Regions from separate parts of the Homo sapiens genome. Here regions 1, 2 and 3 are each linked to region 4. The links are chromatin contacts, found by Hi-C or POLR2A ChIA-PET in ENCODE. All regions are on one chromosome and are shown on one strand. Each heading gives the region's core, a stretch centred on a gene start or an enhancer-like site at or near the end of the contact. The rest is flanking DNA. Distances are from core to core; before and after follow the strand shown. Region 1 overlaps NR2F2-AS1 (NR2F2 antisense RNA 1). Region 2 has its middle 440 kb from the start of LINC00924. Region 3 overlaps LOC112268156 (a long non-coding RNA gene). Region 4 holds the start of LINC02852 (long intergenic non-protein coding RNA 2852).

Region 1 (3,262 bases), core at 148-2,647, 1.7 Mb before region 4:
GGACACACAACCCAGATGAAAAGGCTGAAACCCAAGAGTATATAAAAAAACATAAGGTTGTTGCAATTTAAGTGCCTTCAAAAGATCTAATTTGATTTCTAAAAGCAATTTTGCAGATGTGAAAATTAAAGGCACGCAGAAACAAGATATGATTTAATGAACGTGTAGGTTAAGAAACATTTAGAGGTTTCAGTAGCTTTACTCTGACGTTTTTGTTTGTTTGTTTAGCTGTTATGTTGGAAAGATTGAGTCCACAACACAATAAAAATTACTGAATTTTATGGGTCGCTATTTCCTTGATCAAATTGTCCCATTCTTCCCAACATGTTTCTGAAGCAACTTTGTATTTCTGTCTGCAGATTTTCAGGTCCAGGACCCGTCAATCAAATTTCAGATTCTAATAAAGTCCAAGGGTCTCTCCACTTAGGTTTGTCTTAGCTGTTTCATCAATGAGCCCCTCCCCCTTTCCCAGCAAATTGCACACTTATTCCCACTTAAAAAAAAAAAAGAGAGAGAGAGAGAGACAGAAAAATAACCCTTCCCACTGGTTCTAATGACATCTTCAGTCATTAATGAGTTAATAAAAATCTCGAAGTCATCTGGGCTAGATAAGAAAGAAGAAAGAAATGTATTGTACTGTAATGACAGGCTCTCGAGCTGCCCTCTGAGATGTCATGGGTCAGTCATGTTAAGAATGTGTGCGTCCAATCATCTGCTGATTTTTATCAGCAAGCTCTCCAGCAGGAGCTGACAAGGGCCAGTTTGGGAGTCACAATGAATAAACAATGACTTTTTGGATTGTTGGGGGCTGTGTAATAGAGTGAGGGGTTTATATATACTAAAACATGATGACATTAGCAATCAATATACCAATTACTGGACAAGTTATTGGAGGAGGCATTCACGTGTCTTCAGCCTGCTTGCACTTTGAAGGGGCCTCTAGCAGGGAGAGTCCGTGTGCCCAGAGGCCGGCAAAGGTTCAAGACGTCAGGCCCAGATCTAAAAGGCAAGCCCCTCTTCTCAGGCTGAAGTAGTCCAGAGCTGGATGATTTGAATCCCCTGGGGAGTTTATTAAAAATACAGATTCCTGACTTTCCTTCTTAGAGAGTCCATCTCAGGAGTCTGGGGCTAAGGGTGAGACTTAGTGTTTTTAACAAAGTTTCCAGGTAATCCTGATCGGGAGCATTAGGGAACTGCTGTACAGTTGTAATTCCCAAAGTGCTGTCCCCCAGCCAGAGCAGCTGCATCCCTATCACCTGGGAGCCTGTTGCAAATGCACATTCTTGGGCCCCTCCCTAAACCCACTGAAACTGAAACTCACTAGGGGTGGGGCCTAGAGATCTGTGTTTTAACACAGCCCTCAGGTGATTCTGATGCACTGTACAGTTTGAGAACCAAGGCTGTAGTACAAAGATCCTTGCCAAGGTGTTGCAACACAGCTCTGTCACCTGTAGCCTCTGAGGCTCCTCATGGGTAATTTGTTACTTGTACTAGTTAGAGTGCTGGAGTTTGCAAATGATTTACTTAAAAAAATTAAATTAGAGTAGATCCAAGATTATCTTCACAGTCATGCCACTCTCATTCACTTGCATACTGCTAGGCTTTCTTGAATGATCTTGATGTATGAGTGACTTTGGTTATAGAATAGGAAGAATAAACATAGCTTTTGTCTATTATTTGAAGTGGAAAGAGAGAGTGGATTTGTACATAATCTTAAAAGAAAAGGAGTCCATAAGAAAAATCAATGTACGTGAAGCATTTATTTGATGTATGACAAATATTTATGTAGGTAACCAGTGCCACTTGTGAAACCCATGGGCAATTGGTGAGGTCTACTGTTTTCGTCTTTGGTAGCCACAGAACATGCAACGTGTCTTAATTAGAAGAAGAGAATATGCACGGCCCAAGGTCAGCATATCCTCAGAAGAGGAATGGCGAAGACCTTCTTGCAGTTGGGTTGAGACTTCCTTTATTCAGCCAAGGGTCCTCCTAAAGGGGCTTGCTCAGCTTTCAAAAGAGGTGGACTCGTTTGTCAGCCATGCAGTAGATTTAAATCAGTGTTCTCCAGAAGACGTTTGAAATAGTAATTTCATGTCTCAAAACATTGATTTAAAAAAATGTCCGGGGTCAAGTGAGAAACAGTAGATTAACCTGAGTTAAATATGATTGTTTGCAGCAGGGCCCCCAAAGCCTCCAGCACATTACTATGCACTGTGAATCCCCAGGACATTTGATCTTCAATAGATCTGATTACCCAAACCGTTTTATAAAGGATAAGCTTGTAGCATTGGTGTTCAAGGAATAGACTTTCAGGAGACACAGATTCCTATTTTCTAAGATGGCAACAACCTGTTGGTAGAAGCTAGTTCTTTTATATATTGTATAGTAAGGAACCTCTTCCTTTATTCTAATGTATCAAACCCTCTGTGTCTGGCGTCAGGATTCATTATGTGGTGGCTTGACGCCAGCAAAAAGGTTCATGTAACACTCACCAAAGAGTTAAATAAGTTGTCCAGTTGTTGATGGTTTGGTTAAATTATCCCTGAATTTTTGGCATATCTCCCAGAACAGGTACTCATAAAAAAAGAAAGAAACCTGGGTTTTGCTAAGTGAGATTACATTGTGTTTTCATATATGAGGGATAATTCCAGTGCAATACTTGCCTATACCCAGAAACTGGCTGCATAAGCAGACGGGCATTGGGCTGGGTCTGATGTTAGAAAGTACTTCTGCCCCCTCCATTGACAGTACTTCCCCCGTCTTTTCTAGCTCACGGGGCTCCAGATGGCCATAGCTGTGGTAGCCATCTTTGTCCCCGTACTGGCTATTTCTGAAGGTGAAAGGTTGGGGATATGTATTACAGAGGGCAGGTCAGGAAGGATTTAAGCACATTACTGGTTGTAAAATTTCTTTTCTTGAAGTTATGGCCAGAACTGTGCGTTCGTTAATGCCAAATGTTAATTCTTGCTGAGGACATGATGTCTTATAAATGTTGTAAAAGAATATCATTTTTCCTGTAGCAGGGCAGGTACTTTTAAGGCCATGTTAAGAAAAGGGCTAGTTTCCCCATAGCATCTGCAGGTCACCTGCTTGCTTATAAATCGTCTCTATGCTAACATCCCTTCCAACTGTTACACAATAGTTAGAAGAAATTGTCACATGGTAGAAAGAATAGAACTTAGCTGACATTTGAAAGACGTGTAAAGATTAAAAACAAGCAAACAAAAATTCCTCCAAAATAAAACAACCCCACCACCCTTGT
Region 2 (3,063 bases), core at 549-3,048, 1.3 Mb before region 4:
GCATCACTCTTACAAGGCCATTGATCTTTTAGAAACTGGAATACTTTGTTTTACCTCCCTTCTAACCCCAAGAATGGACGAACCAGGCAGAGCACACACTCACAATTTTATGGTGTCCCATTGTAGATGAAGCCCACGCAAAAAGGCCAAGAGAAGGGGAAATCTTCTTTTAATGCTGGGATAATTTGAAAGACAATGTGAATACTTTAGGCCTGAATTATCTGGTTGGGCTTTAGTGCCAATTAAGTTAACCCAATAAATTATTCTAGGGCTGATAATTTGCAGTGAACAAAGAGAAGCAGAGGGTGAAGATAAATACCTGAAGGATTCATTTACAAACTCAGTTAATAATGTTTTCTGTCCTAATTGCTCAGTTTGGCTATCTAAGTTGATCTATTTGCTGTGTAATTATATAATTGCTTAATTCTCCACTCCAGGTTGTTGAGAGGATTAAATGAAATAGTATATTTAAGGAATTAAGTAGTGCCGGTTCCACCTATTTATCTCTGGCCCATTCCCCCGCATTCTTAGTACAACCCACCAATGAATGGGTGGTCAGGTCTCTTGTGGGAAAAACTTGCATTACAGCATTTTCCAACCTTGCACCATTTTACTCCGTGCAAATTACACCATAATTAATTTGGCCAAAGGACAGTTACACAGATACAACTACAGGCCAGGATTACATCCTGAAAACCAAAGCTATAGAATGAACTCCCTGAGCATCCGTGAGTGAGAATGTCTAAAAGACTAGAACAAAGGGGGCTCACATTTTGTGGATGCATTATATGTGCTGTCTGATTTAGTCTTCACGAGAATTCTCTGAAGGTTAAATGAACAATTTTATAGAAGATGCTAAGATTCATTGAGGTTCAATAATGCTTCCCAAGTTGCGTAACTGTGAAGCGGTAGGAGTAAAACATTTGCCCACAGCCTTTATTCTTTCCAGTACACCGTGGGCCCTTCAGATGCAGTGCCATTCACCCAAGGGGCATAGCGTCTTATATTTCAACTTGAAAAAGATGCACATCATGGACAAAGATATATATTTGGCTAAATTTTATAGATTGGATAGCTTACTTTGGATTTAAATGATAGCAGCCAAAGATTCCATTGGTTTTTAAACTGGATTATTTTCTTTTCCTGTTTTGAAAAAATATAAACCAGTGAATTGAGAGCAATAGTTCTTATGGAAAGGTGTGTCAGCTTCAGATTACTCATTTGCTGTGCTTTATCCAGTGGGGTCCCACTTGTCCTCTTGGGGACACCCACGAAATCCTGTGTGACTGTAGTGACAGACAGTAGAAGACCTATAGAGAGGAGGGAAAAGGGAGTGAAAAAAAAAAAGGATTTGGTGTAGCTATTCCCCATATAAATATTAATGGAGAATTCTTTGGTCTTGAGCTGGAAAAATGGGTTTAATTTTTCTGTCATAATCCTCTTTGACTTGTGCCCTTGAGCAAGTCTCTCATCTCTCTTTATCTTGGTTTCATCAGCAGCAAAACAACACCAGCCAGGTCTACTAGGCTTCTTGTGAGATCAAATGGAAGGATCTATGTGAAAGGTCTTTGAAACATAAAAGCAAAGGGCACTGTGCAAACGTGAGGATTATTTGCAGTCAGTCTGTTCCATTTCTGTTGCCAGGCAAATCTTTGGATATTTGCCCCAACCACAACATCCTCATGACGGGCATGGTGCATGGTAGAAACCGGAAACAGGCCACTTTCACATTATTTTAAAATTTGTTATGAAATTTTGCCAAAACTTTATAAATACCAGCCAGGGCCATGGGGTGTTGTACCACATTCTTTCCACCTCATGAACCATTGTTTTTTGTTCTGAACTCGTAAGTTGAAATGCATTGAGTTGCAGTTGCTTAGCTGGGTCAGCTTGTGAAATGCCTGATATGTAATGCTTGATTCTAGCCAATTATCTTTAGTTCCTCTCTTTTATTAGTGTTAAATTTGAATTACAACGGGAAGGGTGGGAGTGGAGTGCGTACTATGCGCTAAACCTTTAAGGCAGTGAATTCATTTGTATTATTTTATTATGCCTCTTTATAGCCACCATTGGTTTCAGTCCTTTGTTGATTTTTAGAAGACTCCAAACTCATCTTTCCCTCTGTTTTGTTTTAAACCTGTTTCCTAAAAGCAAAAGATGAACTTTTCTGTTTCAAAGTGTGATAGAAAAAAAAAATAACAACTCACAACAATCTTAAACTTGTAGTTAACAAAATAAACTGCAGATAAAACCCCTGAAGGTCTTGGCAGCAAATGTTTCCCACTAAAATGGAACTCTGTGCACTCATAGTCTGAAACAAATTAGGAAGGAGGGGGAAAAATCAACAGCTCTGGGGTGAAACTGGGGTTGGTGCTGCCTCATCATTTTTAAACCAAAAATAAAACAAGCAAATTTTGTTTAACTGCAGGTCAAAATAAAAAAAAAATTAAAAAGTCCCTCATCTGTTCAGTGTAATTACTAACAGAGTGCAGTCTTACCAGCTGCAGGGTTCATGGATAAATGGAAAGAACCATAATTTTCTCTCCCTGGGGTTAAACCCCCAAACTTTAAGTCTGTTCCTCTACAGTATGCTTTTAATATACCATGAGAAGCCAAGTCAGAACATTTTTAGCGTATGTCTCTACTTTTTTTTAACCAGAATGAAATAATTATGTACACATAAGAGTTAAAGCTCTGCGGAAAAAAAAAAAATTCTTTCTCCAATGTCCTCAATTAGGACACTGTATCCCTTCCCTAATGATGACTGTATGGTCTCCAGGTTTTTGTCACCAAGAGATGGGCGGAATTGGCTGTACTTGAGATTTCTCAAATATTGCCAATTTCTTTTCAAATGTTCTTGTTTCATCACCACCAGAAAAAGTGTTTCCTTGTACATTTCACTTAATTTTAAGCCCGAGTGTATATTAAGAAAATTTGACCCATATGTTCCTGATTTATTTACACTTAACTCATTGAACTCTTCTTTTATTACTATTTTTAACATTTTTGGTGTCCAAAATACCCAGTGAATTTTTTTTTTTAAACCATCCTTAAGCCCTTATT
Region 3 (2,964 bases), core at 215-2,714, 1.5 Mb before region 4:
GGAGCTATGTAGTCTACCAGAGTATGACAGATAATGGATAGCTCGTCATTTAAAACAATCTTTTTTGCCGCTAATAATTATACTAGAATTTTAAATATGCTACCTCTTCCACCAGATGGTCTTGAATAATGCTTCCATCTACTTAATTGTGCTTTTTGTAAATCAGTTGCATAAAATCTTTTGATGCAGTTTCAAAGATCCCTTTTGTAGAAGCACGGAGATCATGTAATTGGCTGAGAACAACTATCCAGTCTGAGAGGATGACCTTTTACCCTCTACCCAAAAAGAGCACTCCAGAGAGAAAGGTGCCGTAATCTGGGTTTAAGGCTTCTTACCATCATGTGGAGAGCCTGTTTCCTGTGCCACACACACAGTGGCAAGAAAGCTCAGCTTCAACATTAATGTAGAACTTCCCACGTTGCTCTTGAGAAAATCCACTCCTTAAAGAGGAAGAAAGGACCTCACCCCATGCCTCCCTCCCTCGGTGGAGATGCCCACACATGGGCACTCGGAACCAGTTGCAGGCAACTGTGAATTGGGAGGAAGGAAAGAAGAGATTAGGACTGAAAGAGGTGAGTATGTTCAAGTCTGTTTCTAGTGTAGAGATAGCGAGATGGTCACCCGTTAATTCATTTGCAAGGCTGAGAGTAATGCTGAATCCTGGCTTAGGACACCAGTAGATGACTTCCCAACAAATAAGTGGACAAAAAGATGACACCACCACCTGAAGGAACTTTTAAAGCAATGAATGAAGCACCTTGAAAAGTTAGATTTTGGTTAAGAGACACATCCCCAAAGTTAAATGAAAAGGTAGAACCTGGCTTTGCAAAACTGATGAAAAATGGCCATGTATGCTACAAAGTAAGACCCTTTTTTTGACATTTTTTTTTTTCCATGAGAGTCAACAGGGGAAAGTTTGGCTAATGTTTTCTATCACTAAAGACTTAAAAAATAACTGGAAACATTCCCATAGGCTTTGTTTGTTTGTTTTTAAGAGGCTTGTTTCTCGTTTTTCCATGCAAATTAAAATTCCTAGTGTGGCTTCTATAAATTTGAACTTTTGAAAACTTTCCCTTAGCATTTGGCTCAAAGTGTAGCTGGCACTTCCGTGTGACAACAGAGAAATTTCAGTTCTGCTTTTCTTCAGAGCTGCGTGTTATGGGTTAGATAAGTAAACTTGGCTTTCTCTGTTCTAACGACAGTGTGTCCAGGGAAGCTGGAAGAAGAATGGCTCCAGGGTTCCTGTCGATGCCAGATTTCACCAGCGCTACCCTGCTTTTATCAGTTTTCCATATAGAGCTTTCATAAAGGTTTTCTTTTTCTGTTTTTTAAATTGTGGTAAAATACATATAACATAAAATTTACCATCCGTGACACTAACTGCATTTACCATGTTGTGATGCAACCATCACCACGAGAACATTTTCACCACCCCAAAAGGAAACCCCAAACCCATTAAGCAGTTACTCTTCATTTTCCCTCTTCCACCAGCCCGTGGCAACCACTAATCTGCTTTCTGTCTGTGTGGATTTGCCAACTCTACTTTTTATGTTTCATATAAATGGAATTATGCCATATACATAACCTTCTATGTCTCACTGCTTCTACTTACAATAAATGTTTTCAATCGAAGTTCATTCACCTTGTAGCATGTATCAAAATTTCATTCCTTTTTATGGTTGAATAGTATTCCATTCCATGAATATGTCACATGTTAAAAAATTCCTTCATGAGTTGATGAACATCTGAGTTGTTTTCATTATTTTGCTACTGTGAATAGTGCTAACATGAGCATTTTTGTGAATGTTTTTATTTGAACACCAGTTTCCAGTTCCTTGGGGAATATACCCAGGAGTGGAGTTCCTAGGTCATATGGAAATTCTCTACTGGGCTCATTGAGGAGCCATCAAATTGCTTTCCATGGTGGCTGGACCATTTCACGTTCCTGCTAGCAGTTTCCTAGGGTTCCAATTTCTCCACATCCCTTCCAACACTTGCTATTGTCCATTATTTTGGTAGTTATCTAAGTGTGTGTGAAGTATCTCACTGTGGTTTTGATTTGCATTTCCCTAATGGTTAATGGTATTAAGCATCTCTTTATGTGCTCATTGGTCATTTGTACGATCTGTGTTAAAGTTTTCTTTTTGAGAAAGTGTTTTTCAGTTTCAAAAACATAGATTGTAAATTACATTTAGAATGTGCCCATTTTTCTAGCCCAGCTTGGTCCCTTTGAGAAGTTGCCCTTGGTCCTGAAACCAACAGCACAATCCTGCCAGGTGCCAGTGTCCATGCAGTGAGCTCCTGAGCTGCCTGGTTCTACCTGCTAGTGCCTGGCTGTCTCTTGACTTATGTAGCTGAAATTTCTGCATTATCTCTTCTTCCATCTGCCCAATCGACATTATACCTATTATATCACAGGCTTGATTTGTAGTTCTGCTCCTTATATTTATCCTGTCACAGGAGCTAGCAGCATGTGCTCCAGAGTTGGACTGTGATGAAGACCTTGGAGAACCCAGTATCTCAGTTTTCTCAGCTCTAAAGTGGCTATCTCCATAGTACTTGCCTTGTAGATGTGTTGTATTAAATTAGGTAATGCATATACATCATTTGGCCTGGTGTTTTTGAGGTGTACACTCAATAAGAGGTACTTTATAAACATCTTGCCTCTCCCTTTGCATGCTAGTCTCCTTGTACTGACAACCTGGTGATCCCATCTGGGTCCCCTGATAAGACCTGGATAATATGACTCTCTAGTGTTCTTAAGATACTGTTACTAAAACCATCTTTATTTATTTATTTCAACTTTTATTTTAAGTTCAGGGGCACATGTGCAGGTTTGTTATATAGGTGAATTTGTGTCATGGGGGTTTGTCATACAGGTTATTTTGTCACCCCGGCATTAAGTGTAGTACTCATTAGTTATTTTTCCTGATTCTCTTTCTCCTTCCACCCTCCACTCTCTGA
Region 4 (3,185 bases), core at 654-3,153:
GGGTACAAACTAGAAATCAACCCACCAAGTTCATTTCTAACTCAAGCCTTGGTGTTGCGATTTTACCTACTGAAATGCTCTTCCCTGCAAACTTTGCCTGGCCTCCTCTTCCTCTCCAATCTAACACTTTACCTGGCCTGGCTTTCTTCTCTTGGGAAAGGTTGCAGTGAGCCGAGATTGCACCATTGCACTCCAGCCTGGGTGACAGAGTGAGACTCTGACTCAAAAAAAAAACAAAAACAAAAACAAAAAAACATAGCGTCTCCTCCTGTTGAGGGAAAGGATGAGCCGTCTAGCCCAGGGAAGAGCCGAAGTCAAGGTGCTGGGGGCTGCCAGGATGCAGGTGGCTCTTCGTAAGCATGGGTGCTTGTGGAGAAGTGGTGGGCAGCCACGTGGAATCCAGGTGTGCAGAGGGCAGACTGTGAGTGTCTTGTGTGGGGTGCTAAGGAGCTAGTTCTTCCTGTTGAAATTCAAAGGCCACTATTGAACGGGAGGGAGGCTTTATGGGGTGTGTTTTAGGAAGGTGATAGGGAAGCAGAAGGAAGATAGAATATTGGGGCCTGGAGTGACGGAAGGAGAAAGGGCTCCCAGTATAAAGACCACTGCATTCATATAGTCAGGAGGGAACGGGTCCCTGGAGACCAAGGCAACAGGTCCATGAAGGTCATGTCTAGGGAGCACGACTGAGTGAATCCACTCAAGAAAGATGATCTCCTACACTTTTCTTTCACATTCGCCAAAATGAGGCTGTAATTGAATGTTTGCATCCCAGGTTTGAAACCTAATCTCAGAACCAAATCTTCCCCCTTTTTACAGGTTCCTGAAAGTCCTCTGGCACCTTCAATTGCCTGTATTCATCATAAGTCTGAAGTCCCTTCTCTTAACGCAGCGAATGCCTCTGCTTCTTAAAGAAGCTAAGCTCATCTCCAACTCAGGGCCTTTGTGTTTGCCATTCCCTCTTCTTGGAATGCCATTCCATGTGATTTTGCCTTCTTGGCTGCTCCTCATCACTCACCTTATTACTTAACCATTACCTCCTTAGGGGGCCTTTCCTACCCACTTCCCAGGGTGCCATATTTCCAGCTTTTACTTTCTTTGCCCTTTCATCATTTAAAATGGCCCAGCACTCTTATTTGTTAAAGTATTTATTCTCTCCCTTTCCTCAATAGAATGTCTTGTGGGGTAAAAGAATAAAGATTTTTCTCTGGCTTTGTTGCTTTGACCTCAGTACATACAACAATGCATGGCACATAGTAGATGCTCAATAAATTTGTATTGAATGAGTGACCCAAGGAACCAGAAAGGTGAAAATTAGGATCTGAAGATACCCTGTTGCTCAGGAGCCACCATTTATTCTCTTTTCTCAACGACATTCTCTTCCTCTATTATTATATTAATCCACCCACAAGGAGAGGAGAGACTTGCATCAATGCAAGAGCAAATTCTCCAAGGCAAGTAATAAATCCCACTGCAGGTTTTGCCCAGTGGATATCAGTTCTGGTAGTGGGAAGCATCACTTTTTCTCTGGGCAAGGTACATATCTATGTGACAGCCTCTGTTTATAATAGCTACCACAGAGACCAGACAGGAGGCATTAAAAATTAAACAAGAGAAGAGTCGATCAGCTTCCAATCTTGGGTTTATAGACAGGAAAATGCTTAATGACAGGTGGTCTCTGTACCAGAGGTGGCCTCTGAGAGACATTTCTCTTGATTTTATTTTTTAATTAACTTTTATTTTCAGTATTTTGTCCCCCTTTTCTGCCCCCGATGGAATAATATTTAAATGATAAAAGGCTCACCGCTGTTTCCAGAGCAGCCCAGATCACCTCTCCACCCAGCTGCAAGGGGAGGGAATCTTTAAAGATCACTCTGTTTTGGAATTCTAATGTTGCCAAGTGGCACACATGGATTCTCATCATATGGCTCCCAACTGCAGTTCTTTAAGCTAAAGAGTGCAGTTCTTCACGCTTCCTTGTGACAGTCTCCTAATTACCCATTCTGAGCCCTCTGAAACAGCATTCCTCCTAGTTAAGGATCTCTGCCATCACCGCAAGACACCAGTGAGTTGACTATATTTTATTCAGCATCTATCCACTGTGCATGAATAGTAAAATAGGCACAGTCTAAGGCTTACTATGTGGCATTAAGATATATTCTGACTCAGAACAGAGTCACTGTTAGATTAAATATAGAATATATATATATGAATACACACATAAACTTTTATTATAATGTAGTCATTAATACTTCCAAGTAAGTCATATCTTACTTTAGTATGAATGCTGCCCTCTCATATCCATGATCTCGTCTGATTTTCACAGTCACCCAGGGAGATAGCAATCGTATTCTACTCATCTTACAGAAGTCAAAGCTAAGGCTCACAGAGGCTGAGTAACTTACCTAAGGTCATATAGCTAATGAGTGCCATAGCTGAGATTTGAACCTAGGCAGTCTGATACCAGAGCTATGCTTCACAACACTGAAATGTACAGGTGTGTCCTGAGGAATGATGAAAGGAGAAAAAAAATAATTTTGGAAGTATAGTAGGAATTAGATTGTGCAGGATCTTAAATGCCATGAGAAGTCATTTGGAGTTTATTTAAGTCACTTAAGGAAATATCAGGGTTTGAATGAAAGGTCTTTGAATAAAAAGACTGACAGTTTTACCCTCCACTTTGTCACTTTATTATAATTAAAATTATATATATATACATATATGTCTGTTATATTTGTGCCACTCTCTTTGCTAGAATGAATCTGTGACATGAACAGAGTCCTTGTGTGACTTATTCATTGCCTACCTACGTCAATGTCTGGCATATATAAGGCACTCAGTATTCATTGAGTGAATGAACCAAGGAAACCATGTCTAAAGCTCCAATGCCATCCCAAGCCTGGACCCCGGGTTCCTTAAACTAAAAGCACACCATTGTCCAACACAGCTGTCCTAGATGTTGAACAGAATGACCCCTTGGACCCAGCCCCATCCGGTTCTGCCCATCCCTCACAACAGACTTGGAATATAAACCTGGCCTCAGGTTTTCTTAGAAGACAAGATGGCCTTGTTCTGGTTTGCTGAATGTAGCATACCACTCTGGATTACCTGATTTGATAGGGACTCTTGTCAAAAGTGGTCACCTTGCCTATCTGCTGTGCAATTTCCCTTTATTATTAAGTGTTGTA

What was found. Hi-C counts contacts between places; a loop is a spot of excess contacts on that map. ChIA-PET counts read pairs that join two places held with the same protein, here RNA polymerase II (POLR2A). Pooled maps may share reads with other maps.
Region 1: a loop to region 4 is called in a map with no recorded cell type, with 2.4 times the contacts of the local background. The contact joins the enhancer-like site here to the promoter of LINC02852 in region 4. A Hi-C loop is called at or near these places in 2 of 37 single-sample maps with no recorded cell type and 1 of 50 pooled maps.
Region 2: a pooled map shows a loop between it and region 4 (2.8-fold over the local background). The contact joins the enhancer-like site here to the promoter of LINC02852 in region 4. A Hi-C loop is called at or near these places in 1 of 168 maps with a recorded cell type or tissue (naive thymus-derived CD4-positive, alpha-beta T cell) and 4 of 50 pooled maps. POLR2A ChIA-PET finds 5 or more read pairs at or near these places in 1 of 52 experiments (PC-9).
Region 3: a map of endothelial cell of umbilical vein shows a loop between it and region 4 (3-fold over the local background). The contact joins the enhancer-like site here to the promoter of LINC02852 in region 4. A Hi-C loop is called at or near these places in 1 of 168 maps with a recorded cell type or tissue (endothelial cell of umbilical vein), 2 of 37 single-sample maps with no recorded cell type and 5 of 50 pooled maps.

Annotation. Positions count from the first base shown.
Region 1 is chr15:96,262,591-96,265,852 of GRCh38, reverse strand. All of the region lies in intron 2 of NR2F2-AS1 (NR2F2 antisense RNA 1), which reads left to right. The region is part of intron 1 of LOC124903584 (a long non-coding RNA gene); the gene reads right to left. Among named protein-coding and RNA genes, the nearest start is that of NR2F2-AS1, 63 kb to the left of the region's middle. Within about 2 kb of position 1,397, at least 7 of the 41 ENCODE cell types and tissues checked have a DNase peak (open chromatin) inside an H3K27ac peak, as active enhancers do.
Region 2 is chr15:95,874,071-95,877,133 of GRCh38, reverse strand. No RefSeq gene overlaps it. Among named protein-coding and RNA genes, the nearest start is that of LINC00924, 440 kb to the right of the region's middle. Within about 2 kb of position 1,798, at least 7 of the 41 ENCODE cell types and tissues checked have a DNase peak (open chromatin) inside an H3K27ac peak, as active enhancers do; they include PC-9, where a contact is called at or near this core.
Region 3 is chr15:96,041,296-96,044,259 of GRCh38, reverse strand. The region is part of intron 1 of LOC112268156 (a long non-coding RNA gene); the gene reads right to left. It overlaps LOC105370998 (a long non-coding RNA gene), which reads left to right. Exons shown (of 4, transcript XR_001751688.2): 4 at 190-1,637. Among named protein-coding and RNA genes, the nearest start is that of NR2F2-AS1, 280 kb to the left of the region's middle. Within about 2 kb of position 1,464, at least 3 of the 41 ENCODE cell types and tissues checked have a DNase peak (open chromatin) inside an H3K27ac peak, as active enhancers do.
Region 4 is chr15:94,587,974-94,591,158 of GRCh38, reverse strand. It overlaps LINC02852 (long intergenic non-protein coding RNA 2852), which reads left to right and starts at 1,903. Exons shown (of 3, transcript XR_932641.4): 1 at 1,903-2,062.